Regions from separate parts of the Mus musculus genome. Here all the other regions are linked to region 1. A link is a loop called in an ENCODE intact Hi-C map of the cell type or tissue named here. Cell type or tissue: heart. All regions are shown on one strand.

The links. Hi-C counts contacts between places; a loop is a spot of excess contacts. Peaks named below come from ENCODE experiments on the same cell type or tissue, not always from the same donor. Only the 100,000 strongest peaks of a DNase experiment are listed, where the experiment ranks them.
Region 2: a loop joins it to region 1, with 2.3 times the contacts of the local background. A loop is called at or near these places in 9 of 42 quality-filtered maps.
Region 3: a loop joins it to region 1, with 10 times the contacts of the local background. A loop is called at or near these places in 4 of 42 quality-filtered maps.
Region 4: a loop joins it to region 1, with 2.6 times the contacts of the local background. A loop is called at or near these places in 8 of 42 quality-filtered maps.
Region 5: a loop joins it to region 1, with 4 times the contacts of the local background. A loop is called at or near these places in 5 of 42 quality-filtered maps.
Region 6: a loop joins it to region 1, with 3 times the contacts of the local background. A loop is called at or near these places in 6 of 42 quality-filtered maps.
Region 7: it touches region 1 in a loop (2.9-fold over the local background); 4 of 42 quality-filtered maps call a loop at or near these places.

The regions. Positions count from the first base shown.
Region 1 is chr2:45,116,018-45,120,017 of GRCm38, reverse strand. It overlaps a transcript of Zeb2 not described here. Among named protein-coding and RNA genes, the nearest start is that of Zeb2, 4.7 kb to the right of the region's middle. In heart, a CTCF peak has its summit at 2,251; DNase peaks (open chromatin) are centred at 2,677, 3,287 and 3,727; H3K4me3 peaks cover 1,879 bases; H3K27ac peaks cover 1,758 bases.
Region 2 is chr2:45,245,092-45,249,091 of GRCm38, reverse strand. It overlaps Vis1. Among named protein-coding and RNA genes, the nearest start is that of Gm28643, 110 kb to the right of the region's middle. In heart, no CTCF peak of the experiment used is centred here; a DNase peak (open chromatin) is centred at 2,271; H3K27ac peaks cover 336 bases.
Region 3 is chr2:45,512,768-45,516,767 of GRCm38, reverse strand. No RefSeq gene overlaps it. Among named protein-coding and RNA genes, the nearest start is that of Gm30792, 23 kb to the left of the region's middle. In heart, no CTCF peak of the experiment used is centred here; a DNase peak (open chromatin) is centred at 1,727.
Region 4 is chr2:45,234,495-45,238,494 of GRCm38, reverse strand. No RefSeq gene overlaps it. Among named protein-coding and RNA genes, the nearest start is that of Gm28643, 100 kb to the right of the region's middle. In heart, no CTCF peak of the experiment used is centred here; a DNase peak (open chromatin) is centred at 1,994.
Region 5 is chr2:45,595,057-45,599,056 of GRCm38, reverse strand. No RefSeq gene overlaps it. Among named protein-coding and RNA genes, the nearest start is that of Gm30848, 24 kb to the right of the region's middle. In heart, no CTCF peak of the experiment used is centred here; no DNase peak of the experiment used is centred here.
Region 6 is chr2:45,280,879-45,284,878 of GRCm38, reverse strand. It overlaps Vis1. Among named protein-coding and RNA genes, the nearest start is that of Gm13479, 110 kb to the left of the region's middle. In heart, no CTCF peak of the experiment used is centred here; no DNase peak of the experiment used is centred here.
Region 7 is chr2:45,578,891-45,582,890 of GRCm38, reverse strand. Gm30848 (a long non-coding RNA gene) reads right to left here. Exons shown (of 3, transcript XR_374345.3): 2 at 3,810-3,877; 3 at 1-1,708. Among named protein-coding and RNA genes, the nearest start is that of Gm30848, 8.2 kb to the right of the region's middle. In heart, a CTCF peak has its summit at 1,653; a DNase peak (open chromatin) is centred at 1,540.

The DNA.
Region 1 (4,000 bases):
GAAAGCAGACAATTAAAGGACCCTTTAAGAATGATAAATAATTATAAATGCTCCTAAAGGTCTTAAAAGACAACAAAAAGCCTTTAGTGTTCTGACTAAATATTGAAGGACTTCCCATCCCGCAATTGCACTGATTTTTCAGCTTTGCATCAAAAAGAAACTCTGGCCTTGTGGACATTTAAGAGAGTAGGGGAATTCATTTTCCAGTTTATAAACTGACTTTCGTCCCCACTGTAGATGCTGGAGCAAATCTAAAGCTCGGGCCACAATAACCGACGGGAATGTTGGTTATCATTCTGAGTGGTCTCAAAGCAAAGCACTGTGACAGCCAAACTCCTTGTCTCCAAATCTGTGAGTTTGTCTCCTTTTACTCTTGACTCTTACTTAAGATCGCTTCTGGGCTTTTGCACATTTAACCTTTAAACTCAAAGACAGTATGTGATTACAGAACACAGGAAACTTCACATTCAGACATTTGGGCTAAATTCCTTTTCAAAGGAATCTGATATTTATAACCAAATTAGGACCACATTGAATATAATAAATTAACTGCTGAATTAGCAGAAAGAAAATGCTCCATTTATTTGTACGTTGGTGGCTAGGCATCCTTTGGACAATCCTAGAAAAATCATAAGTAATGATAAATCCTACCACATTCGAAACTACTTGGTACTAGCTTTATCTGGCCTGGATGTTCAATACTGTTTGTCCAAAGGTTCATTATAATAAACTACAACACAGCAAAGCTTCATGCTTTACTTCAGTTAATTCTGAGGGATAGGTGCCGTTAGTGTACCCACTGGAAATAAACAAGTTTAGAGTAGATTGCTTGCGATCATGAAAAGAATAATTACATAGACATTTGAACTTCAGCATCATAAAAATAGAATGGACAGACTTGCTTAATCATTTTTAAATAACTTCAACCATCCTACGCATTAATAACTAAAAAATGAAAACTTATCTAAATATCAAACTTGAGTTGTTTGTCAAATGCCTCATATGCCTGCTTATGCTATAGTAAATCAACCAAGAAGTTCAATGACCACATTTCAGTAAGGATATATGGTGCATAATTAGTGCACGTATGTGAATTTAGGAAGAACGGTTACTTGATTTCACATAGAGATCGTTTTCCTAATTGTACAGCTGCCATGTGTTTCAATGTGCTTGCTACATAAATGTTTTACAAATTGTTAAAAAGTTTTATGGATCTCTAGAAAGAATATAATAGCATAACAAACTTTTACAAGTGCAGAAAATTTTACATTTTAAAATATCACTTTATTTCTTTGTCCTGAAAGAATGAATCTTTAAAAGACACATTTTTAAAAATCAAGCATTAGATATGCAAATATGTGTTCAGATCAGAGATACCAAAATTATTCAGATGATTAATTATTCATCATAAAATGTCAATTAATAATTATGAAGCTTAAAAGGCATCTTTCTAATGCATCTTTATTTTTCTTGGCCTAAAAAAGGGGCTTAATGTACATGTTCAATTGACTTGTAACAAGTTTTAAAAATTCAGTAAAGTAAACAAATTGTAAACAAGAGCAAGCTCTGATTTTTAATAGGAGAGCTACAAATGTGTTACAAGTGTAGGAAAGAGCAGTAATTATCATCATCAGGAAAAGTGTAAGTGTAGCCAATCTGTGGCATCGGACTTCTCACGTTCACTCACCTGCTAGGAAATGGACAGCAACCTGGCCAGGAAAGCAAGCAGCAAACCCAAGGTGTGGATCTGCTGCTCAGCAATTAAACAGAATGCACAACAGGCTGCTTCTCCCTGAATTGATCAGTCGATGTTGGGGGGGGGGGGGGGCAGACAGACAGCTTTGGGAGGTTTTGGTTTTGTTTTGTTTTGTTGGGTTTTTTTTTCCACTTTCTAATAATCATGAGAAGAAAACCCAGTTTGTTTCTTGAATTTACCTACTATTATTTCTAAAGTCTGATAAGCATGATTAAAATAATTTATTTATAAGTACGAACAATTTGCATATTGCCTTAATTATACTGATTCTCGTTGTCAAATACTTTCGTATTTTTTCCAGAAAGATTATATCTTTTTTAAAAAAAATCTGTGAGAGCTGATATAATAATAGAGAGTAATAAGCTGTTATAGTCATTGAGATACTCATTTATTTTCATTATTATTTTACTTTTTCCTGACACCTGGCGAACTTGTCTCTTAAGACCCAGGAGTTATTTTAGTCAGGGTGTCCCTGACCTCCTGCTGGTAGATTAATTGCATTTTAAACATTGTTTTGAAAACGAACTGATAAATCTGGACGTATAAAGTAGGCACCAAAAATTTTTTTACAAAGAAGGTAAATTGGGGGGAAATGAGATTGCAAAAGAAATATAGAAAGAAACGAGAATGTAGAAAATGCAATTACGACAGAATTGCAAGAAAATCTGGATAAAGGGCAGGGAGGGCTGAAAGGAGGGCAAGAGGAAAGGGAGGAGGGAGATTTGGGTTTCCAATCCCCAGGCGAGGCTGTTGGCGTCCGCACCCTTAATGCCCAGCCTTCCAAGTTAAGGCGAAAGCCACCTCCTCGGGCCTGCGTCGCATCTAACTTGCTGCAAGTTTTCTGGTGACTCCTCCAGAGCCCCTTTTCTTCCACCACCACCACCACCCCCCTTTTGTGAGACTGACAGTCGCGTGGAGGAGGCTTTTCCAGGCACAGCCTTTCTCATGATAATCAGCCCCCTGCATCACCTCCCGGCCGCCGCGGCTTCCTCGCGGAGCGGGGCTCGCGGACCCGGGGGACCGGAAACAGGGCGGCGGGCGGGGAGCAGGCCGGCGAGCCAGGTCAGCTGACCGGGAGCGGGGCGGGGGTCGCGCGGTACCAGGGCGGGGTCGGGTGTTGCAGGGGGGTGCGGGCCGCCGATTCCCCCCCCCCCCACGTGCTCCGGGACCGACAGAGGGAGCGAAGTTCGCGGGGGTGGGGGGGTGGGGGGGAGAGCGCCGGGGATGGGGGATCTGTGAGCAGACCTGCTTTGCATCAATAAATTAAGATGCTCATTTGAGTCCTGAAGTTTGCTGGTTCCTGTCAGTAGAGACGTTGGCAAACACCCCCAAAGCCGAGATGAAGCCTTTACTTCAAATAAAATAGGAAAATAAAATCCTCAGCTGGCCGCCCCGCTGGGGCCAGGTGACGTGCGAGATTCCACAGCCCGCGGGCCTCGCAGCGGGGAGGTGAGGGACGGTCGCGGGCTCTCCGGTCCTGTTTTAGTTTTGTTTGAAAAGGGCTTCTCTGAGATGCTCCCGATTTTTTTTTTTTAAATAGGCTTTCCCCTCCTATCCTAGGCTCAACTCCGAATGGATTGGATTGCGAGTTTGCACGTGAGAAAACCGTTTGGCTTTGCCTAGACCCCGCCGTGCCCTCACACACCTAATCCAGGGGTCCCGGGTATCATCAGCCTTTGCTCGCAACTCTAAACGAAGTTAGGTTAGCCACGTCCTGCATAGCACTACAGGATTGAAACAATTCCTTTAGATGAAAGACCAGCTCCATTTCTAAACCAGAAAAGAATCCTTTTTTTTTTTCCCCTCCACATGGTACAAAATAAACACAATTTGCTTTAAAAAAAAAAAAAAATCATTAGCTGTGGCCAAATTCGAATTCTTTCTTCGGCTTGTGTGTTCAAGGGCAGAAAAGAACCTCTTCGGGCCTCTGGGCCAGCAGGAGTGGGGGTGGGGAGCGGCTGTGAAAGTTAAGGAAATTGACAGACTGAGAGGTGAATGGGGGGACAGGCTCCGGGTCTGGCTGCCGGGAATTGGAAAACAAAAGGGTGTCCTCCTCACCCTGCCGGGGGTGGGGGGCTTGGGGGGGGAGTCCTAAGAGGAGCAGTTGACTTTATCCAAGGAAAGCCTCAAGAATTATTTCCCCTCCAATGTCGATGTCAATATTATTTCACATTTGCATGTATCTGTTGTTTTAATCCCCTTCGCCTGCGCTAATCTCGAAGTGGATTATTAACGGGAAAACAG
Region 2 (4,000 bases), 130 kb before region 1:
TAACCATTTGCTTCTGCAGTTCATTTTCGGACACCTGAGATGATTGTTAAATGACAAATGGTAGACTCGATGATTTCTTCAGTTCTACATAAAATAATGCTCAAAAACATTTGCTTGCTGTTTTTCTTTCTTTGAAACTGGCCTCCCATACTCTGTCCCACTGTTTCTGTCTTTGGAGCGCTTTGATTACAGATGTATATTAAACCATGTATGTCTGGCTGATTTATAAACATTTGATCTGTTCTATAAAGTAACCATGAGCTATATGTAGCTTGAATATCAATTCTTTCCTGTTTTGCAGTTATCTCCAAGTTAAGAGAATATTCTTCATGTCACAGTCATTTCTGGATGATGCAGAAAACTTCCACTGTGATTTCTATTCTTTTTACACCCTACATTTCACATTAAACTCTGAACATCAACAACAATTGCTGCTGACATCTTTGTGTCAATGAGCTTCTGAAATTGTATGCCAAGCTCTGAAAACTTCACCCAAGGTACCATCAAATTAAGCAAACCTAGTTTTCCTATGTTTACTAACTGAAGCACATACTCTCAGAACTTCAAAGTGAATGCCTGGCTGGGTAGTCATAGCCAGTTTTCACTATTTATCATTTTAATGGCTTTCTTTTAATCCCAATGAAATGTCTGCCTCTTAACTTTCTGTGAGTATCCTTTACCTGGAACAGTGGAGGAAAAATGGTAACACTTGTTAAAAATTCATTTCTTACTTTTTCTGTAGTGCAGTATATCTAAAGAAGTAAAGCTTATTGAATCAAGTTCAACGACATAATAAATTTTTCCTTTCTGAAAATGCCATGGCTTAATTTACTAGTGCACTTTAAGCTTTTGCCTTTAGCATTGGATGGGTCATTAGCCTATATGTAATCCAGCAACTCAAACTCCTCAGAGTCTAAACTCAATCAGCAAAGACCAAATCTGTAGTTTCTGAAATATGACTGGTAGGTCAAGTGTCCTCAAAAAGAGTGCCTGGGGCATCCCAGATGCAGAACAGGGCATGGCAAGGAACAAATGAGGCCAGAATTTGATGCCAGCACTCATTAAAGACTTCATTCATTGTAACTCACTAAACAACTATTCTTCAAGTGATCCGAATGCTACTTGTTTGATGTCTGCTGACTGTAAGTCCTGCATTGAAATCAGTAGATAGGTGCCAACTAGTTTTGTAGGCATGGAAAGTTGAGCATTCTAATCACGTCTTTGCCCCCAAGATGCAAATATAGATAGACAGACAAAGAGTCAAACAGACAGATAAATTCAAGCTTTGGAATCACTCTCAATTGTCGATAACTACTATTTATCAACCCTACATGTAAAATAAGCTCTTTTTCCCTAGTAGATAAAAGTAGTCTGCTTTCTTTGAGTGTTTCTTCTATGGCTGAAAATAGAAATAATACTACTACTAACTAGTTTTTCTAAAAGTCATATCAGCTTTAAGAAAAAAAATATTTCTCCACATCTTTAGTGACTGAACTAGCCTATCAGTCCAGTTTGCTTACATCTTCTTTAGTCTACATGCATCCATTCAAGTGAGGCTATACACTGGAGACAGATGAAGTTTGTCTCAAGGACTGAACACTGTCAAGCTAGTGAGTAACAATATACCCTCACCTACATCACCAACAAAATCATTATAACTACCATCGCAGGACACACCAATGTTACCATCAACTACCAGCTATAGTATTATCATCACCACCCTGGGATATGTCTTTGTTCTATATCATTTTTATTAATTAACAGAATTCACAAGAAAAGACAGTAGTTAAACCTCCTATCTGACATTATGCTTGGAAAAGTAGCAAGTGCAAATCCTCCACCTTCTACTGACCCTCTAAATTGGGATTCCTCAGTGTTCTATTAATTTTTTTTTCCTCTCACATCATTATGGTGTCATCCTCCTAAAGGAACTTGAAGAAGAAGAAAAAAAAAACACCACCAAACCCAATAGTTGAATTGGATCACTTTCTTTAGAAACTTAAAAGGCAGAATCTAAAATTGCTGGTTGGCCATGGTCCCTAGGAGCAGATGGGAGAACAGCAAGGGCCATGGTAGTACGAACAGATATACACAATTCACATTCTTTAAAGACAGTGACCAGGAGAGCATGAGAAAGGAGGAGAGGGCAAATCAGGGAGCCTGAAAGAGAAGTGAGTAGAGCTTGAAGCACGAGGGCAGAGGAAGCAAGCAAGGACAGGCAAAAGGAGAAGAGAAATTGGAGAGTGGGTGGCAGGGAGAACAAGCGAGAAAGAAGAGCACTAAACTGCAGCACATATGCCTAAACCCATGAAATTAACATATTGAAAATATCCAGTGCTTCCTTAAAGAGAAAACAGTGGTTGGATCAAGTCGCTGGTCCTCATAGATGAGGAAGCCAAGTGACACATTGTGGTAGGCAGCCTCTAAAAAGGCTCCTGCCACACTGTCCATGTATAATCCACTCGTTGAACGTGGGCATGGGCCAGGTCTAGTGACTCATTTCTAACTGAGAAAATACAGCAAAAAAAAAAAAAATTGATGGGGTGTCATTTCCAAGATTCAGTTACGAAAATGCTCTGCCTTCTCTGAGGCCCATCCTTTCTTGCTTTCTGTCACTTGCTCACTCTAAGGAATGCCAGCTGCCATCTTGTGAACTACACCATGAAAAGTGCTACATGACAAGGAACTGAGGGATGTCACTGGCCACTAGCCAGGGAGGAAATGGAGCCCGCCAGGCTGCCCTGCAAGAACACCCAAGAAGCTGAGCCCTGAACCACCTTGGCGGAGGTAAAAGCCAGTCCTCACTCTGCTGAGCTTGCAAAGGAGACTGACTGCAGCTGTGGATAACACTTTTGCTTCGACCTTGTGCAAGTCCCTAAAATAGAAGCACCTCCACCACCACTCAGTCCTTAGCCACACAAACTCTGGGACAATAACGATTTGTCAGTTCTAACTGCTAGATTCCAGAATAATTTCCTTACACAATAGGGCATGATTAATGTGTATATTTAATATAAAAACAACTTTGACTGAAGTTAACTCCAGATTAGTAGATGAATTTCCAATGTAATGCTAAACAGGATTGAATCTGAAGAGCAACCTATGAAAAAGGTGTAGATGTATCTCCAATTAGTTGTAAAGTTGACCTTTTATTTTGCATAGAGACCTAGGTTTGAACAACACTTTGGGACCAGGTCTCTGCTCACAGAAAACAAGTGGTTTAATACATCTAAAACAGTCTTTGGTGGTGGAAAATAACAGTCTTTATATGTAGAAGATGGAGCTTATAATTATCCTTGTTTGTCTGAACTGTCCTGAGATTAGCTTTGATCATGTGACAGAAACTACTTTGGTCAATGTAAAAAAAAAATCCCAAGATAAGTACTACAGACAAGCAGATCTCATTCACTGGAATTTCTCCAGGCCAGTAGCATTTTATACATTTGCAACTCCTTAAAAACTACTTCCTCTTTTTACGAGACACCAAGAGCACACACACAAATTAATTTTTGCCATTGTTATTTTTTAGGGTTTTCCCCCCCTAACTCAAGTGCATTCTTCTATTGATGCCCACCTCAAAACTGACCATTTAGTGTATATTGAAGATGTGGTCAAATAATTCTAAGATTATCCTGTTCATTATTTTAAAGGTATATATCTTGGCGAGCTTCCCAGAAACTGACCCAGAGATAAGAATTCTTGTTGGGATGATCTATGAAGAGACTGTTCTCAAAAGACGAGGGGGCCAGGAAGGGAAGAAAACTGAACGAGAGCAGGCTAGAGTCCACCCTTAAGCCCTAGACCACAAAATCATGCCCCATATTAAGTGTACTTCAGGCAAAGTCACTGGCCTTCTGTACCTGTCAGCCATTGGCTGACTTCTAAATGTGTCCTACCAAACCAAGCCAGCCACTGGAGTTAAATCTGAATACCAGTCCCTAAGGGGCCTAGGCGACACCTACTAAAGGGTGTGTACTTTGCGCTCCCCCCCCCTTTCCTC
Region 3 (4,000 bases), 400 kb before region 1:
GAAAGTATATTGTCTTCATTAATTTATGTTAATTTTTAATGTTGGTATGACTCTATTGCATAATATATACAGAAGCCTCTGTGTATGGTGGTATGCATATATACATGAACACATGCACTAAAAACACATAGATATTGCAGGGTGAAAGAGTTTTGACCTCCAAGAAAGCAGATTTTCATTAAAGTCTTAATCTAGGACATAATACCAAGCATTAATTGTAACAGTGGCTACTTTTAGTTTAATAAGAAAAGAAAAAAATTGCTTAAAAATGAATTGTATATTGAAATTAGCAAAAAAATCCCATTCTATATATATTTATTATAGTGTCTGAAATTAAACTTTCTAATTTTATAGTTACACACACTGGAATGGTATGTGCAATGTACACTTATTTTCCTTTGTATCTGTAAATCATGTTTTTGCTTTGACATCTATCAATTTCCTGTCAAAGCTAAGAGCTTATTTCCTGTGGGAACAGATCCTTATGGGTCTAACATCAGATACCTAGATGGGTAAGTTGTATGTTTGATGCATGGTGACATTAATGTAATATTATGATGGATATCTATTAGCAGGTACATCACCCGAACACACACTCTCTGAACATCTTTGACAGAGGCTGCCCTTTCCCTGTCTGTCAATCCACACTAGAATCATAAGAATGAGCAAATGTGACAGAAAAGGGCTATACCAATTATAGATGAAAGGATAGCATCTACTCCCACCATTTGATGTGATTTATTTGTTGGTCCTTCTGCATTTGGAGGCAGCACACTGCAGCTGTTTATGAAGTGACAAATGGTACCCAATGACAGTGAATGACTTCTCTAATCAATTTAACATGTCTAAATAGTGATCATGAATTGTGGGATTTGTTGAGTGTCTGTGAGTACAGAAATTACTGAATAGTTTTCATTAAAACATATATTTCAAATATACACCTGGAATAGTAACATCAAAGATAACAGAAATAAGAATTTTTAATATAAGGATTAAGTTTTCAGGTGTGTTTTAAGTCCAGTATTTTAAACTTTTCCTTTTTTTTTTTTAAAAAAAAAGAGGTGTTAGTTTTTTAATAAGAGAAGTTTATGGGTTTTTTTTTCTTTTTTAGCTTTATTTGATAGAGGAAGGTCATAATTATCTTGGGTGGGAATATAGTGAAATTGTATAAAGTTTTGGTGGTTTATTTTTCCAAATATCAACTTAAGTTTAAGTTATTATCTAACCCCTTTTAATAAAACTCTTTTGTTATAAATGAATTTATCAATGAATCCACTGTGTACCTTTTATATTTTCTTGAAAACTATGTACTACGAGAGGGGTGGATTGCACTATCAGAGTTATTTCCCTGAACACTATGCATAATTGTTTGAACTTACACATAATTCAGACAAGTTTTTTTTCCCTCTTATAGATAACTAGTATAACAGAGGAAGTCACAAGCTGGGATAACTTTACACAAGAGTATTCACGTATTAATTTCAATTTGTTAGGAGTAGGTAGTCTTTTACATACTCAATACAAAGCACTACTGCTATAAGCCAAGAATGATTTTCCCCTATCTCTGTATTATTCAAATTTATTAAACAATATTTCATGTTTGTTTGACACAATGTCAAACTTGGGCTCCTAAAGAACTGCGGCAGCTTTGGGGCTGTTATGTTTTCTTGGACTTTAATCATTTTTGGCAAGGCTCCACTTCCTGTCAGAAAGTGAAACAGCTTTGGAATGTCATTTTCCCGAAAGAAAACAGAGAGAATCTGAGAGGAAGTTCTCCTCCACTCCAGATCCCCTAAGATACTCAAACACACTCACAGGAGGGCTGGAATACATCAAACATTAGCAGAGGGAAAAGGACACAATTTTCCCACATTAAAATACATGGATAAAGTTGAACTTCTGCTAAAAATAGTTCCCATGACTAATCCTATTAAGTTTAAAAAATTGGGCAGTATCCTCCTTGAAGTGGAATGACTCTCTACCATCACACTCTGCTGAGCCCACCACTCACCCTGAAGCTAGCAGCCCTTCAATATTAGGCCCTCATCTTTCTGTTTACAATGACATCAGACTTAAAGAGGACAGAGTAAGAATGAGAGAGAGAGAGAGAGAGAGAGAGAGAGAGAGAGAGAGAGAGAGAGAGACTTTATTCAACTCTAAGCTATCAAAGGACACCAAATATAAGATATGAGGATCAAAATTATCTCAGTATGCCAAAAATTCTAAAGTGCAATATACATCCTGTACAAATCTACAACATTTTCCCACCCAGTCTTAGACTCCCTGTGTGTCCCCAGGGAGCGATAACACTGCAGAAAGCAAACAAAGATTACTCCTAGCTGTGCCACTTCAAGATGAGAAATGTTGGATGTGACTTGAAGTAGAAAGATATAAACATCTCTCCTCTTTTGGAATTGCAAGCCCCTGGTTTTTGCATGTGAAAGTAGCAAACGAAGAGAGAAAAGGAAGGACTGAAGAAAAAATCACTAAAAAAGGCTGAGCAAGTTGAAAGGTTCTAACCCAAGTTGAGTGCTGTTGTATTCTAGTGAGGGGAAGCCAACACATACCCACCACTTCTGAATTAACAATGATAATCGATACTTTTCTAATCTTTCAGAAAGGGCAGTGACAGGAATATAAAGGAGCTGCAGAGAGTGTCATTCCATACTATGATATTGACATATGTTAGCTAAGTGATTAACAATAGAGAGGTTCAGCTATAGTGAAACCTGAACCCAGCTGATGCCATTAACACATACATCTGATGAACTCTACAGACCACATTAAACAGAGAGAGCACAACGACTATAGGAGAATGGCTTTTAATGAAATCATGTCTAAAAACGGAGGCTGATAAATGTCATCAAGGAGTTCTTTGTGGAACCGGGAGACAGTGACAATCATGCAGACAGTAATTTGAAGAGAAGAACAGGTAACACAGTCCCAAGTACACTGAGATGCCTTAGAGCTTATACACTTTTAAAGCAAAGTGGGTCATCTTTAAATACTGTATTATGATACTAAATAAACAAACAAACAAACAAACAAACCAGTTGATTTAGAGTTTTCCACATTGGCACTGAAGTATGCAATCCTATAAATTCACTATCATAAAACAAATAGTTTTTATTCACTAAATAGTACATATTTGAACCAATCCATAATTTACAAAAGTAGGTCATTAAGTGTTGGATGTATTGCATATATGTGATGCACTTCCTATGACTGTAACCTAGAACTCCATCCATAAGGGCCACTGAACAAAGGGTGTGCTCATCTATAAGCTAAGCACGTTTTTCAGTTTGCCTTATTTGGAGGACAAGTTCCAGCTTCACGGTCACCACACAAGTGAGACCAAATGTTATGACGTTTACGGATGGAAAGAAACTCTCCCAAGTTACAGACACAGGGAGACACAGAACTGAGGATGTGGGAGTCACTTCTAAACTGCCTGCATCGATCTCCAGCTCTGCTACTTCATAATTAACACAGGTACCCTCTTAATCTTTGTCATTTGGGGATTTGTCAAGTCAGGCCCTAAAGAAGAATGTGAGGAGTTAAGATAGAACAGGAATGAGTGAAAAATAGAGGAGAATGTATTTAATTCTTTTAAGCATTGATTTTGAAATTCCCACAGTGCTGAACTGTGGTCAGTGTGTTAGTTAGCTGGTTTGGCCACTGCCTTCTATGGAGATCTGGGCTTCATCCTTAGCCTGAACCATCTCACAGTGAATCTGAATCATCATCCCTTGAGACCAACAAGATCCAGAAGTCTCTATCTAAATTTGAGCTCTCACAAAGTTGTTTTTTTTTTAACAAAGCCTGTGTGTCACTAAGCAGATAATTAAATTAAACCCCCAGTCTATAAAGCAGGAAGGCTTCATACCTAACAGGCTACAATTTTGAACTCCATTTATAAAAAAGTCTTGGGACAAAGTGACATAGGTAAGAAAGCTTTTGATTTCTACTTTTAAAGAATCACAATACATTTGTTATTATC
Region 4 (4,000 bases), 120 kb before region 1:
AACTGAAAACGGAATAAGTGGAGATTAATCTGCCCTCGTCAGAAAGAGTCAGAGCACATGCCCACAGAAGAGGTTCCCCAAGAGCCAAAAGTGGCAGAGATTTAGTCTTGGGAGAGAAGGAAGACGTGCTCTGTGTAACAGGACAGAGTCTAGACACAAACGTATAAATCACTCTGACTGGAGCATCCAAGTCCCACATGTCTTTTGTTATTAAAAATTAGATTTTTTTTCATGCAATATATTCTGATTATGGCATCTCCCCCCACCTGGCTCCACGCCCTTTCTGTCTCTCATTAGAAAGTGAACAGGCATCTAAGGAATAGTAATAAAACGAAATAAGATTTTTTTTAAAACATCAGAATAGGATAAAACAAACAAGAAAAAGACCAAAGAAAAAGCACAAGAAATGCATATAGAGCCAGAAACACACACATTCACGCGCACAGGAATCCTATAAAAAACACAAAACCAGAAGCCATAACATATACACAAAGGACCTGTAAGGTAAAACCAAACAAACAAAAATCCCTGACTTAACATTATGAGAGAAAGAACCTCCAAACATGTCATTGAGTTTGTGTTGTGTTTGCCATCTACGGCTGGGCACGGGGCCTACCTTCCTTTAAAAGCAGGTTCCCTAGGGAGACTCCCTAGGATAAAAACCTGATGCCATTTGCAAATGGCTTCTGTTAGAGAGATTTTCTGGGTTAGGGATGAGGACTTATGTCTACTTCTCTTTTCAGCTCAGGGAGCCTATCTGGTACAGACCTGTGCAGGTCCTGTGCAGGATACCAAAGTCTCTGTGAGTTCATATGATATTCCACATATTTCTAAACCCAGAAGTTCAAAATGGTATCATTTTCAAATGCACACACAATTTACTGGCTGCATGCTCGCAAATAAATAGTTAAATCCAGTAATTTTCTGGAGTTTTTTATACAAATAGCAATGAACATAAACTCCCTCTGGGTAATCAAACACTAGAAGTTTCCTGTAATAGAAATATTTCAGCTACAAGGTTAAAAAGGGATTATATTAATAGAATTAATATATTACAAACTCTAATGAATTAAGAGATCTGGACAATGATTAAAAACAGCTACAAATATCACAAAAAGAGAGACAATTGAGCATTATTTGCCTCCTGATAGAGATACATTTTTGTATTTATAAGGCATAAAAATTATATATTGTTAATATAATGATTATTATATATCATAAAGAAAATCTTTTAACTTGAATCAAACCATGCCTTAGGTATCAATTTTCAAGAAATGGAAGCAACTGAAATATGGCACAGAAACCTAATCATTAGAATCAGAAAATTCACAGGAAAAAAAATGACCCACTTTCTTCGCCAAATAGCTGTTAAGGAAAGAAATATAAATGGGAATGTATAGATTAAAAGACTTGAGACCCACAGTCACCAAGTTATCCATGGGCCTTATTAGGATCGAGATTGAAACAAATTGTGGGAGATACGTGTGTTAAGTCAAGAAAGCCAAGCCTTGACCTTCTACTGTACAGCACGAAGGGATTGGGGGAGGGGTTAGGCCTGTCACTACTTTGCTTACACTTTACATCTTTCTTATTTTCAGAGATGCACTTTGGAAGTGTTAACAGACAGAGTTGTGTGAGGGTATTTTTTTTAAACCCCAACAGGAATCATACTCACACCCAATTGATTGACTGTAAGTTTGAGGCAGAAGTTGTCCACATATTCATAGTTTCCTTTTGCTAGTGAGCCCTTAGAGATTCACTATATACTTCACTACATATACATTTCAATAATAAATTTAATAAAAATCTATTACTATTATTAATATAACTACAAGTCTTAAAGTCACTGGTCTTTCTCTTCCTCCTCCTCTGTAGACTCTTGGCACTTTGGTCAGGGATTCTTTCTTTCTTGAGCCCACACAAGGAGAAGAATCATCCAAGGTGGTTCTCTATCAGGACAACGCGATAACTCGGGCCATGCAAGCTGTGCGTGCTTCATGTATCAAACCAAATGTTGCTGAGGCGATGCGGAAATAAGTTCGCAGAGGACATGTTTTCCAACTCTGAACTTCAGCAACCTAAAAAGTGCACACCCTTCAAAACAGCTTAGATTACGCCCTGGCACACCCCTTCCTCATTTTTCAACTTCGCTTTTTACCGTCCTGCATTTTGACATCGTGGGCATTTACAGTGATGAGCAAGGACACTCTTCTGCTTCGCAACCGTGGGTTTATTTATTGTTTACTTAGAAAAGCCAAGCCCAGGTCAGGCAAACTTAAATGAGGCCCCAGAGACCATTGGGTTTGGGCCCCTTATTTATCAGGTAGGTTAGGCTCCCAAAATGAGGGGAACTTGTCAGACATACTGAGTCCAAGTGATAGACCTGTGACCCCCAAGATTACACCCCAACTTACATTTCCCTCTCCAAGAACAGGCGTGCCCTCAGGGTTATGGTTTTATCCTTCATTCTCTTCAGTGTGTCTTCAACACCATACATTTCTAAGCAACACAGTCCTATTCCTTAAAGCTACCTCCTCTGGCCCTACCAAGCAGGACAGCATTTAAATGAAAAACCTCCAGGCCCAGGCAGGAGCAAAACTCAAGAAACTTGAAAGGTCTGGGGGGGACAATAGGAGTGGATAGTTCAGTATAAGAGCGGGAAACACCGTATCCCCGTGATTTCTCCCATCCTGAAAATGATGGGTGTGCTTTCTCCCTCAGTCTTTGATACCCTCTTCCTTCAGACCTTTTTTTTTTTAGATCCAGCCTAATAGTTTTTGAGATTTTACTCATAGTTTTTAAAAGTCTTGTTTGGGAAAACGTTCTAGCCTACATTGTAGGCCCTCTTTCCCTCCTACTTGACACTAAATAGATATAAGAATTACTAAAATTATCATTCTTAATGGGCACCCTTGCATCTGCCATCTTTAAGCTGGAGCAATTGGCTAAGTGACTGTTGAAGATAGTGTTAAGGTTTCTGTGTTAGCCTGCCATAAGTGCTCCCATCTCGTGCTCTAAGTTTTATAGCTTTCCACGAAGTAACGAGTCCAAGAATAACAAGAGAGTTGCCCACATCTTAGAGTTGGTAAATGCATTACTCAGAGCTAGAATAGGGCTTAGCTGACTCCAAAACCCACCCCTTTCCTGAAGGACGGGAAAGAGAAAGGAAAGATCCATCCAGCGTCCGTCAGAAACCAGGACTTCTGTAACCATCTTCCCAGGAAGACAGAAGCTGGGTGTTAGGACCATCTGTTCTTTAATTCTCCTTCATGATCTCCCAGCGAGAAGGCCAAAATCAGCACTGTGCTTTTGACAGTGAGAGCTGCAAGGGCTACGGAGGTAAAACCCCAGGATGAACCTGGTCCTGGGTGTGTGCAGATGGGTCATGGCTGTGCTGCTGAGTCTAAATGAGTCATGCAGAACACAGCGAGACTCCAACACAAACCATGTCCTCAGGCCTCGCCCTCAACCCGTGCCACAGGCATATCCATGTTTGATGTCTAGCTTGGCACCCAAATTCCCCAAATCATTCGTGAAGCAGAACTCATTCCCTCAGCACACAGACTTGCTCCCCAGACAACTGGCCCAATTGAACCAAAGGAAAGAATGTGGACGTGAAGAGGCTATACCCATACCGTCACCTACGCAGTAAAGGATACACAGTACAACCAGTGAGTGAAGAGAGAAATCAAAGACCCCAGTTCCAAAAGACTGAGTTTTAAGTTCAGTTCTGCTCCTAATGGTGATGGGGCCCTTGCTACTCTTGTCTTAGCCTTGCAGCAGATTCCGTAAACAGCTTACGGTTGCTAGAATAACAGTACCAAAGCCAACAACACTTTTATTTTGCCTTCAGAATAACTTTGGGTAAAATTATCTGCCTGATTGATGTACAAACAGTGAAGTTTATTCCTTCACGATACACTGCAATAATGTGTCTGAACTGTATGAGGGTAGCTCTGTCTATAGTAAGGCTGCTCTATATTTGGTACCTAGAAAGAAA
Region 5 (4,000 bases), 480 kb before region 1:
GTCTCAGAAATCCGCCATCATAAGTCTTTCTCTGTCTCTGTCTATCTCTGACTCTCTGTATCTATTAATTGATCTCTCTCTCTCTCTCTCTCTCTCTCTCTCTCTCTCTCTCTCTCTCTCTCTCTCTCTCTCTCTCCTCTCCTTTGTTCTTATTTTTTCCTTTGGTTTTTTGAGACTGGGTTTCTCTGTATAGTCCTGGCTGTCCTGGAACTCACTTTGTAGACCAGGCTGGCCTTGAACTCAGAAATCCACCTGCCTCTGCCTCCCAAGTGTGCGCCACCACGCCTGGCCTCTCCTTTGTTCTTAATCTCTCTCTCTCTCTCTCTCTCTCTCTCTCTCTCTCTCTCTCTCCTCTCCTTTGTTCTTATTTTTTCCTTTGGTTTTTTGAGACTGGGTTTCTCTGTATAGTCCTGGCTGTCCTGGAACTCACTTTGTAGACCAGGCTGGCCTTGAACTCAGAAATCCACCTGCCTCTGCCTCCCAAGTGTGCGCCACCACGCCTGGCCTCTCCTTTGTTCTTAATCAATCTCTCTCTCTCTCTCTCTCTCTCTCTCTCTCTCTCTCTCTCTCTCTCTCTCGTGTGTGTGTGTGTGTGTGTGTGTGTGTTTAGCAGGGAAGAAGTTTTGAATTTTTAACAATTATATCATAAGTGATTGAGTGTTATTCCTGTTTATATGTCTGTGCACCACATACATGTCTGATGTCTGAGAAGACAAGAAGAGAGTATCAAATTCCCTCAAGTTGTGATCTTTCATATAGTTATTATATAAACTGCTTAGAATAGAACCTGGGTCTTCTGAAAGAGTAGCCAGGTTCTTTAAACCACTGAATGATCATTCCCACTGCCTTGAATGACTTTTCAAATCAAGTACAAAAGTCTTTCACATATCCAGTTTTCTATTAACCTATTAAGCTGCCCTAGGCAAGTTTTAGGCCCAGAGCTTCAATAGTTGCATGGAGAAAACGATTAATGATACATTATAAATATGTGAGCTAAATAACTATTTCCTTGATGTATGCCATATAGTAGGTACTAGTAGCTTTCAGGTTTTTTCTCTTAATGTACCAAAGGTAAATGGATATTTTGTGTATGTGTGCAAGAGATAGATGCATGTACACATGGGTATGGAAGTCATATATCAACCATGGATAGTGTTCCTCAGGTTCTACCTCATTTCTCCTTTTCAACATAGTGTTTGTTTTAATTATTTGTAAATTTCACAAAATACATCATGATTACACTTACTTCCATTCATCCTAAGTACATCCCCCAGCACATATTTTTGAAACCTTCTCCTAGCAAAGAAGAAGAAGAAGAAGAAGAAGAAGAAGAAGAAGAAGAAGAAGAAGAAGAAGAAGAAGAAGAAGAAGAGGAGGAGGAGGAGGAGGAGGAGGAGGAGGAGGAGGAGGAGGAGGAGGAGGAGGAGGAGGAGGAGGAGGAGGAGGAGGAGAACAAGACAGAGATCAAGAATAACAGGAAAGAGGAGGAAGAGGAAGAAGAGGAAGAAGAGGAAGAAGAGGAAGAGGAGGAAGAGGAAGAGGAGGAAGAGGAAGAGGAGGAAGAGGAGGAAGAAGAAGAACAAGAAGAACAAGAAGAAGAACAAGAAGAAGAAGAAAAAGTCGTCGTCCATTCTGTGTTGGACTAAATACTCACTAGAGCATGGTCAAACTCCCAGTGGCCAGGCCCCTATAGAAAACAAAGTCCTTCTGCATGCCACCTCTGCTAGAATCATCAACTGTGAAGAGGGTTCCTATCATAATTTTAAGAGTTATTTTCAATGGCTTCCTTTCTACATTGTTTTCTTGGAGCAGTAGGGGATGATAAGAAGTTATCACAGAAGGTTTCCATGCCTCTTATTCTCAACTGTGAGTCTGCAGCCATCTATACCACTGAAAAAGAAGCTTCTTTGCCTTTTACAATCAGAGCATGAATCATGGATTTCATGGTCTCTGGCGACAGCTTGGATCACAGAAATATATATGGCTCCTGGGAGCAGTGCAGACTGTGGACCTCAACATGGGCTCCAGTGATAGTACTAACTATGGACATTGGCACAGTCGTCAGCTGGAACAGGACCAAGGACACCATAATGGCCCTCCTAGGCAGCCCAGGCCACAGATATCAACATGGACGCAGCATAGACCACAGACATCAGCATAGCACAGACTATAGGTGTCCTCCTGGCCTCTGGTGGTAGCCTGCCCCACTGGCTTAATATATGGACCTTGGACAGCAACACAGCGTGGGGTGGCAGCAAACACCGGAAGGATCCCTGGCTATACCAAGGACCACAGATATTATCATGGTCTCCGGGGCAACATTGACAGTGTGTGTCTTTCCAGGAAGTCCAATCGAGAAAATGAATCATTCTTCATCTCAGACATCTTGTCATTGTTCAAAGTAGAGGGATTGTGCGCCTGGGCAGTATGCTTGACAGCACAACCTGCACTAGCTCCGGTCTCTACATGCCACACCGCCCCCCCCCCCCACTCCCTACTCAGCAATAGTATGTTCCCCTGTGCACCACGGGCTTCCCCACCTGTCATTGCCATTGCACCTCCAGTTCCACCACTCTGCCCTGCATATAAGCCACTGTTTCCCAAAGTGGCATTTCAAACTGCAGTATGTCACACAGTACGTTCTTTGCCCAAACGGCTATATAAGCAAATGCTCATTGCAAGGAGTCAGGGGTCTGGTTCAGGGTTCCGAGTTTCTGAAGGACCATAAATACTGAATCATCACTGAGACTTGATGTGGATATCCTGCCGTTGTCCAGAGTCAGGGTGATCTTGAGGCCGATGTGAGGAAGGCGGGATCCTAGGGAGCTCTAGTCTGCTACATACCACCCCACGCCTGATGCAGGACACCCTGAGGTTCATTCCTTAGACAGGGCCGTTGTGCTTCCAAACTGGGGGGCAGTCCAACTGCCCTCTACTCTCCCCCCAGCAGGGCACACAGCAGATGCTGTTCCTTGCTGCAGGCTGGCCCTGTTAAATAATGCCATGTTCTTTGTTACAGCCTCACTTTTTCTTATCACTACCCTCATGTGTCATCATTCTCCCCCACGGGCAGGGCTCTGCTATGATGACATCCTTCATTCCAATTTCGGGAATCAACTTTTTAAAGGCATCCTCCTATAGGACCTGCCTATTTTAGGTTGTTCCAGGGATACAGTTGGTCGTGCAGACTCCTCATCTCTCTGGGCATGGCATAGTTCCTCCACTATTTTCTTCCTTGTTTTCTTCCTTGTTTTCTTTCTTTCTTTCTTTCTTTCTTTCTTTCTTTCTTTCTTTCTTTCTTTCTTTCTTTCTTTCTTTCTTTCTTTTCTTCTTTCTTTCTGTCTGTCTGTCTGTCTTTCTTTCTTTCTTCCCATCTTTCTCTTCTTCCTTCCTTCCTTCCTTCCTTCCTTCCTTCCTTCCTTCCTTCCTTCCTTCCTTCCTTCCTTCCTTCCTTCCTTTCTTCCTTCCTTCATTTTTTTAATAAAGGATCTCTTGGCTTGTAACTCCCTGGGTAGTCCAGGATTACCTGGATAGCAAGCTCCCAGGAACTGCCTATCTGTGACTCCACTATAATGACCTTACAGGTGCATGCCACCACATCTGGATTTTTTTTTACATGTGTTCTGGGGATCAAAGTAAGTCCCTTATGTTTGTTTTTCGAAGATTTTATTAGCTGGGCTATCTTCTAAGCCCAGTGAAGGTTATTTTTAACAACACATCTATTTTAAAAAGAAAGGCATCATTTGAAGTGACAGAAAAAATAAATGTATCAAAGATTAAGTCTATCACTAATCATCTCTGTCTTTATTCCAGGCAACAATGCCCTGCTTATAACAGTAGTAAATAATGGTGGATATATTACTCTTCAGGAAGAGGAGCCAAATTTGCCCTAAAACAACAAAATGTGTGTGTGTGTGTGTGTGTGTGTGTGTGTGTGTGTGTGTGTACGAATGTATGTGTGCACATTTGTGTGTATATGTGTATATAGGTTTTGTGGGTA
Region 6 (4,000 bases), 160 kb before region 1:
TCATCAAGGACTTGAGTAGCTCTGCTGTCTGCAGCCTTCTCCATTCTGTACAGTGTTGGTTCCCAGGACTTGTCCCCTAGTTCACTTCTTTTTAGTAATGGGCTGATGCCCCCGAGGGCCCAAATGCCCTGCTCCTCCTCACACAGATATGTTTTTGTCTCACAGACTCAGAAAAACTCACTTGTTTTGACGATTTTTCTTATAACTTCATCAAGTGTCCTTTGGAGTATCATTCTAAATGCTGCCAATGTATAAACAGACCATTTCTCATTTTTTTATCCAAACTTGTTTGTTTATGTAATAGTAATACTGTATTGGTTTAAACTATTCTATCAAATTTATATTAGTTAGCCCTCAAGCACCCAGAGTCACCCAATTTCACATCAGAATCTTTAGTAATAAGTTTTCAAGAATATTCCAACAATATAAAAGCAACTCATGTTTGAAAATACTTGGCAAAAAGGAAATGAAAGAGCACGGATCATTACTGAGAACTTGCATGATACTCGCAACAAAAGTAACCACAATCTACATGTATGTACATGTATGTAGAAAAGGTCACTATATTAGACACCATCGTTTTATATTTTTATTAAATATTTTCCCAAATTTTCCTCGTCTTAGGACAGACACACTCACAATGATTCTTTAAAGAATTAAAATCGTGCATTTTGATTACCTCTTTTTAACATTTACCAGAGATTACAGAGAAGAGATTGTTTGACATTGAATTTCTGTTAACCATGTCCTCCACTGGAACATAGTTGTACACATTGTTTCAGAGCTAACATAATGGGGAATATTTTCAAAGAAGGCTGTGTTTCAAGCCAGATGGTTTATCTGCTGAAACAATTCTCCCAGTAGAGAAATTGTGGCTGCACAGTTGCAGTAGTGTTCATAAGCCTAGTGCAGTAGATTCATTTGGCACCCACATTTTGGAGTCAAACAAAAGTACAGTTTGTGTGAATCTCAGACTCAGATATTCATGAGTGAAAAGGAGTTCTCTGAGTTGTGCATTGTGCATTATTGTAAAGACTGTGATGTGTTTACATCATAAACACAATGTGGAAATAGGATAAAATGTTCAAGTATATATTAATAGTTCCCCATATACAATCCAAAAGGCCTATGTGGTTAGGATAACTGCCTTAGAGATTATCACAGTCTGGCTCAAGACCTACATTGCCATTACTTGTGTGGAAAGCAAATGGATTACCAACCTTCAAGCCTTCTGTATCTACTAAAACTTGAAGTTAAAAGATTAAATATGTATGCTTTCTTGGGCAAAGATGAACGGTGGTCTCAGAATGGTAGAGATACCAAGCACTTAGCAAGGTTGCCACACAATTCTTCCCCCACCCCAGGCTCACACAGATCTCGAGGTTTTAATCTTTACTATCAAAGGTTCCTTAAGGGACGCCTTGGCGGCTCACTGAGTTGGTTTCTGTAGCCCACGATGTAGCTTCGGATATGTTGTGATGCAGCGTTGGGAATCTCACCCTTTGTCACAGAAATAGTCACTGGCCACATTTTAAAAATAAAACAGCAAAGTTTCAGGAGTCCAACAGGGGTTGCCATGCCCAGGAATGTATCAAGCATGTAGAGGGATGGGAAAATCCCTGAGATTCCAGAGATTAAAAAATAACACATGGGACGTTCTAAATAAAGAAATTCTTGGTTATGTTGTGGAAGTTGGCACCAGCGCTGCAGGTCTCTGCCTCAGAGACTATTTTTGTTTGAGTTAGCCAGTAGGACATGCATGAATGTGACCTTCTGTGCCTAAAGAACCTAATGAATATTGGTGACATTTTCCCTGAAAAATGAGATACTTTTAACCTTACGATTCTCCATTAAGTTATTTATATAGATATCTACATATGCATATATGATATTATCTTATATCTCATTCTTTAATAAACTGTGCTATCTACTTCAAAACTTTAAGAAGGAAAAAAGGACATGGACTTTTAATATTTTGAATCCACAAATTTAATTAATTTAAAATTACACTCTAATTAACACACACAAATAATTTGTGCTCTGTAACAACCATAGCATAGGAGAAATTAATTAATGAATTAATTAAATACATAAAGCTTAACATTCTAAACCCGAGAGCCCTGTAAACACATACACATGGAGATGTATGTATGCCCTTAAAATAGATAGAAGACACCCAGATCAGAAAACTGCAATCCAAATTCATGTGTATATTGAATCAAAAAAAAAAAAAATGCTGCAAACAGGTACCAGGATGGAAGTCTGTTTGCCACTGTTACCTGTGGGCAGTCAGATAGAAATGCAAATGCCCAATAAGTGACTGTATCTCTCAGAGCTCCCGGGATCCTAAATATAGGGATCTGTGTCATTACCTACACACCCCAACTTGATCTTTCGGGGCACAGATTTGCTGAGTTGACACTCAAAGCAGCCATTGGATATGTTCAAACTACCAGAACTGTGGTGTTTTTAAGTGGCTTCACTGAGGCTGGCTCTCATTTTCTGCTTTTCTTCGTATCCTTTTATGAATGTCTTCAACCAACTAAGTCATGGCTTAGTCATGGGACATTGTAGCAACAGACTCCCTATTACATTCATAAGAAAACTTTTGAGAACGTTTTGTAAACAGTCTAATACTACATTTATCGAAACAAAGAAAAGTCCTTGAGGTCATAAATCTAATTTCGACAGTTTTTCTGAGTATTTAATACCAGGTATCTTTAGGTACAAATGTCCTGAATACCAGGAGTGTCTTCAGTACAGCATTAAAATGGTGCCTTCCTTTGCATTTGACCATTACATCACTTCAAATGATTTTACCAAGAAGATACCAGTCTATATTTTTCCTACTTTTAGCTATATACTATTATGAAAACTATACATATAAAATCAAGGAAAAGAGGTGAAATGCTCTTTGAAAGCCAAGTCGGGGTCATTTAAATATTTGTAGCTTAATGAGTAAATTATATATTTCTAATAAATGAACAAATGAAGCTATTCACAAAGCTATATCTAAGTGATCCTAAGAGTTTGCACAGTAACAAGGTGGAGACTAATTAAGGTTTGTAAATATTACATGCAAATGAAGACAAGAAGACTGGTGTCTTAGTAAGTCGGTGTACTTGAAATATGATTTTCCTAGGGGGCAGGGGGAGTAGCTCATATGTTCACAATGAAAAAACTAAAAAAGCTACACAGTGATACTATTCAGCCTTACACAATATTCAGAAAATCTCACAATTGCTGAGAGTGGAAAAGGAGCCCTAACTTCTGCCACTGCAGTAGCTGTAAGAGTCTAAACTTCTCCTTGCGTATGCATGCATGTGCACATAAGTGTGTATGCATTCTCGCACATGTGTATGCATGTGTGTGAGCACTATGATTGAAGCTAAATTTCATGCTTGCTAGGCAGTAACTCTACACCGAAGAACATTTCCAGTGCCTACCGTGAAATATTTTTTCACTCAAAACTGCGAGACATTGATCACAATTTATCCTTTAAAAAAGGGGCAATCCAAGACAAAAATAAAGGCAGAAAACCAGAGGAAGAGAAGAAGAAAAGACATGAGGTGGAGGATGGCAAAGGCAGGAACAAACCAGCTCAATACTTAACTTTATTGTTGGAGTGACCTCTCTCTCTCTCTCTCTCTCTCTCTCTCTCTCTCTCTCTCTCTCTCTCTCGGATGGAATGCATTGCTTGTGTGTTCCTAATGTATTCTGTGAGAATCTCATGATAAAACAGAAAAACAAATTTTATCTCATCTATTATGCTGATGATAGCCTTCCTATATCACACTTTCGGATCCAGCATGGTTTCCAGCAGGGCTGCCTCGGGCTGCACAGGTCTGCCAGAGTCTTCCTGGTCAACAGTGCTTACTCTCATTTACCTCTCCCTGCTCCTGCCAAGCATGCAATGGCCACAGACCAGGGCCACACTTTTACATATGTGCTAAAGTTTCCAGGTGGCCTGTTTGTGTTATGATTGTGCCTGGCCTCAAAA
Region 7 (4,000 bases), 460 kb before region 1:
CTCCACAATAAGCTCAGGTAAAAATCAAAGATAAGTTACATACTTTTTCATTTCAAGAGGAAAGCACCAGGGCAGAGTTACATTCAAAACAGAGCAAAGCTAAAGACCAACAGTGGATACCTCAGTGACAGACTTCTTGGTCTCAGATCTGCTGATCCAGCACTCTGGCTCTGCCATGGACAGCACACACAGCTTCTCTCATAGGCTCAGGCCAACCACCCTTCACACCTGCTGCAGGTTTGAACATTGTCCCATGCTACTGCCATCTCCAAATTGCAGGGGTCTCTGTTGTACCTGGACTGTACCTTCACACATAGCCTCTACTGGGCTCAGTTCACTGGCTCTAACACTTCTCAGCTTCTCTTGATGACCCCTTCAAGGCTTCTACTCTGGTATTGCACCTTCATTAGCAGCAGATACCTGAAGCTAGAAACTGAAACAGAAGCCTTAGAAGAACATGGCTTACACTTACTCCCCAAGGCTTGCTCAGCCTGCTTTCTTATATTCCCAGGACCACCTGTCCAGGTGAGGTAGCACTGCCCATAAGCGGATGGGCCCTTCTACAATAATCACCATCCAAACAAATGTCCTACAGACCAATCTGCTGTGGGCATTTTCTCAACTGAGTTTTGCTCTTCCCAAATGACTCTGATTCGTGTCCAGTTGAACAAAACTCACCAGGACATCCTATTTTAAACTACAGTGTCTACACTGTATTTTGTGTTGTTTAAACTTAAAAACAATTCCAAAGTAGAGATATGGCATTTTAAAGTTCTCAACTTACTTTGCTAAAATGTCACTGAGAAGGATTGTGTTGATTCATTTTGCCACCAGGGTAAGTTGTGTTGTCTATTTCTGAATAAGGCAGTGGTATGTCTATATTGCTACACTAGACTCCCATCACCAAAGAAGTCATGGTACTTCCTAGGGAGCAACAAAAGAGTGAGTGTTACCTTCATTCTGCTCTGGCCTTCTCAGTCATGGTTCTTGAGTATGCATAAAAGCTTCAAACTAGGCACTCTGCCCATACCTCAGACATATATATTTGAACACACACAGGCCCCATAGTCATACATGTAAGATGAACTTTCTGATGACAGCCCGCAGACTCCCACTGACATGGACAATCAGAGAAGGGAGTACTTCCCTGAGACTCTTTGGTCATCAGCCAGCTGTCGAGAGTCCGTGGAGAGCTAACATGAGTGTTCAAGCAACCCTGCCTTGCTGAAAACTGTTTCTGAGGTGATAGAAGTATTCTATGGGTAGGCGGAAGAAGCCTTGCCTTTATCTCCTGGAGAAAGAAAACTTTTGCCAGGAAGTGAGGGATTTTTTCAAACCCCTACAACAACTGGAAGAGAAATGTGGTCATTTTGCCAGCGAGCACAAGGAACTCGGCCTGCTGTCAAAAGGCTCTCTGTCCAACCCGGGGCTGGATTCATGGTAACGAAAAATTCCCTCTTCAGCCACCTAAGTGCCTGTTGAATTAGGCACACAGCCAAGGTGAGATACAAACAGTCACTCGGGTGAAATGTCCGTTTTCATTTAGATCTCTGTGGCCCTTTCTCATGTCATGGGGAAAATATGCTTCCTTTGCTTGGATGTTTTTAGGACTCCTTGGTTGGAGGAGGAAGTCAGATCTGCTGCTCCAAAGGCATCCACTGGAGGCAAAGCCGCAGCTTTGCACAGTCAGAACCAGGCTGTCCTTGTCCTTAAGAAAAAAAAAAAAAGAAAGAAAAAGCTAAATTATTCCTCTCCCACTCCTACTCATGGTTTTGATGTTGAAAGAAACCTGTTGTGGTTTAAGTGACTCGGTCAGTTCTTCTGGGATTTTCCAAAGTTTCCTATAAAAAGAAATCTGTGGGAAATGAATGATTGCATAATCACTAACATATGTCAATTTCACTAAATCTGTTATCTTTTTGGTGTGTTTTGAATTGCACTGTCCTATCTTGAATTGCTATCACCTTAACAGTTCTGTCTTTTAAGTATTGATACATACATTGACAAAAAAAAAATCAAGCCAAGAAGTTGCTTTTTGTTCTTTTCATTTTATTTTTTGGTTTGTTTTGGTTTTGTTTGCATAGCAAATTAGAAAGACAGGATGGGGAAAGAGGCAATTACCCAGCCCAAGAAGTGCAATGCTGAAAACTCCAGCTTCCAGTTACCTGTGTACCTTTAATGATATTATCGCCAGGCTGACTTTGAAGGGGTAACTCTAGTTAATTACCTAAATTATTTGAATTATCTATTCATAGGTACCACAAAATGTATTCACTTTTACCTAAACTAATAATGCAACTGGACCCAGAAAATTAATAACTAAATAAACTAAATAAACACTGGAGGTAAAGTTTAGGGACAGGTTCCCGGTGTACGATCTTTCCTTCTTTAAATGACTTGTAAGAATTCTAAAGCCTAATGGTAAGAAGTAGAGAAAGAGCCTCAGGGTTAGAATGTGCTAGCTGCTCCTACAGCTTAACAATAATAATAATATTAGTATTAATAAAATAATCATTAATTCTTCCGACTTCCTTGACTGTTTCCACAGTCAGAGCAAAGGGAAGAGTCTAGTAGGTTCCACTGTTTGGGAAGACGAGCCTCGGTGAACACCCAGTAAACCAAGGCTCCACACCTCATCCAGATGGACTAAGGTTCATTTGTCCTCAACTCTGGCTGTATATTTAAATTGCCCGGAGCACTATAAAAGGACACATAAATCAGGCAGCAGGCATGAAGACAGGCATGGGTGCCTTATAAACGGTCCTTGAAACTCCAGCTTGAATAGGGAGTAATTTGTATGTTCCCCATTGCTTCTAGGACTTCCCTGCTTACACTAGACAGCACATATAAAATAGACTCTCTTGATAATAGACTAGGATATGATAGGTATTTTTAATTTTTCCTACTGTTCTATCATGGGGCCTGAAAAGCCTGATAAGGATTTTTTTTTGTTTTGTTTTTGTTTTTGTTTTGTTTTTGTTTCTTCTTTTTTTCTTTTTATTTTTTTTTCTTTTAATGAAAGGCCTCCAATTTTGTCTCTTTCACCCTGCCCGCACTTCCATACTGAAATACTGAAAGTCTATGAGAATATCTATTCATTCATTAAAGGACTCAGGAAAACAGCAGAAGTTAAGTGGCTTAAGAAAAAAAAAAATTCTGTCCACAAATATAAGAAAAAAGTCGCTAGCAGCTAACAAAAATTATCCAAGGTAATAAGTCAGATTTCAATAACAACTATTTTGTGAGAAAGTTACTGGCTTAGGAGATTAATAAACAATAAAAATACATTCTGATTTCCATGTGAAATTACATATTACATACTCACATTTAAAGTAGGGATTTGCTGCTGTTGTTCAGTCATGGTATAGTTATGTCTTGCTGAAATTTTCACATCTTATTTGTAGCATAAAAATAATTTGAAGTCAAAATTGCCCTTGAAATTTTTTTAAAGTGTCTCAGTAATACTAGTAAAAGTGAGTTTTTACAACAGTATGAAAAGAAGCATTTTGTCTATGTTTATACATTATATTAAGCAGCTTGGATTCTTGAGAACTACATTAAAAATATGAAAACAAATCTTAAAAACAAGATATACACTCAGCTTGACTAAATGTCCAAATCAACATGAAAAGTAGGAACACAGCAAGAATTGAAACCAAGGGGCATTGATTTGCTATTGTCTATTTCTCCCCACCTCTTTCAATTCTTCTATCACTTTGTTGTATTCTGCAAAGACTATAAAAGTTAAATTCATCTCATATAAAAGGAACTATAGCCATTTGATTATTGCTCATTGAGATATTGCTCACCTGATACATAGAAACATATATTGTAGTTCTTCAGATTTGCTCAGTTTTTGAAGATGTAGTAGTTGATGCTGAGAGAGGGAGACAGAAAGATAAAGTAACATGAAAATGGAAGAGAGATAGCATTTGCCAATATAGTATAAATATACAAACACATCTCAATAATCTAGAATTGAGATTGCAATAAAACTTAC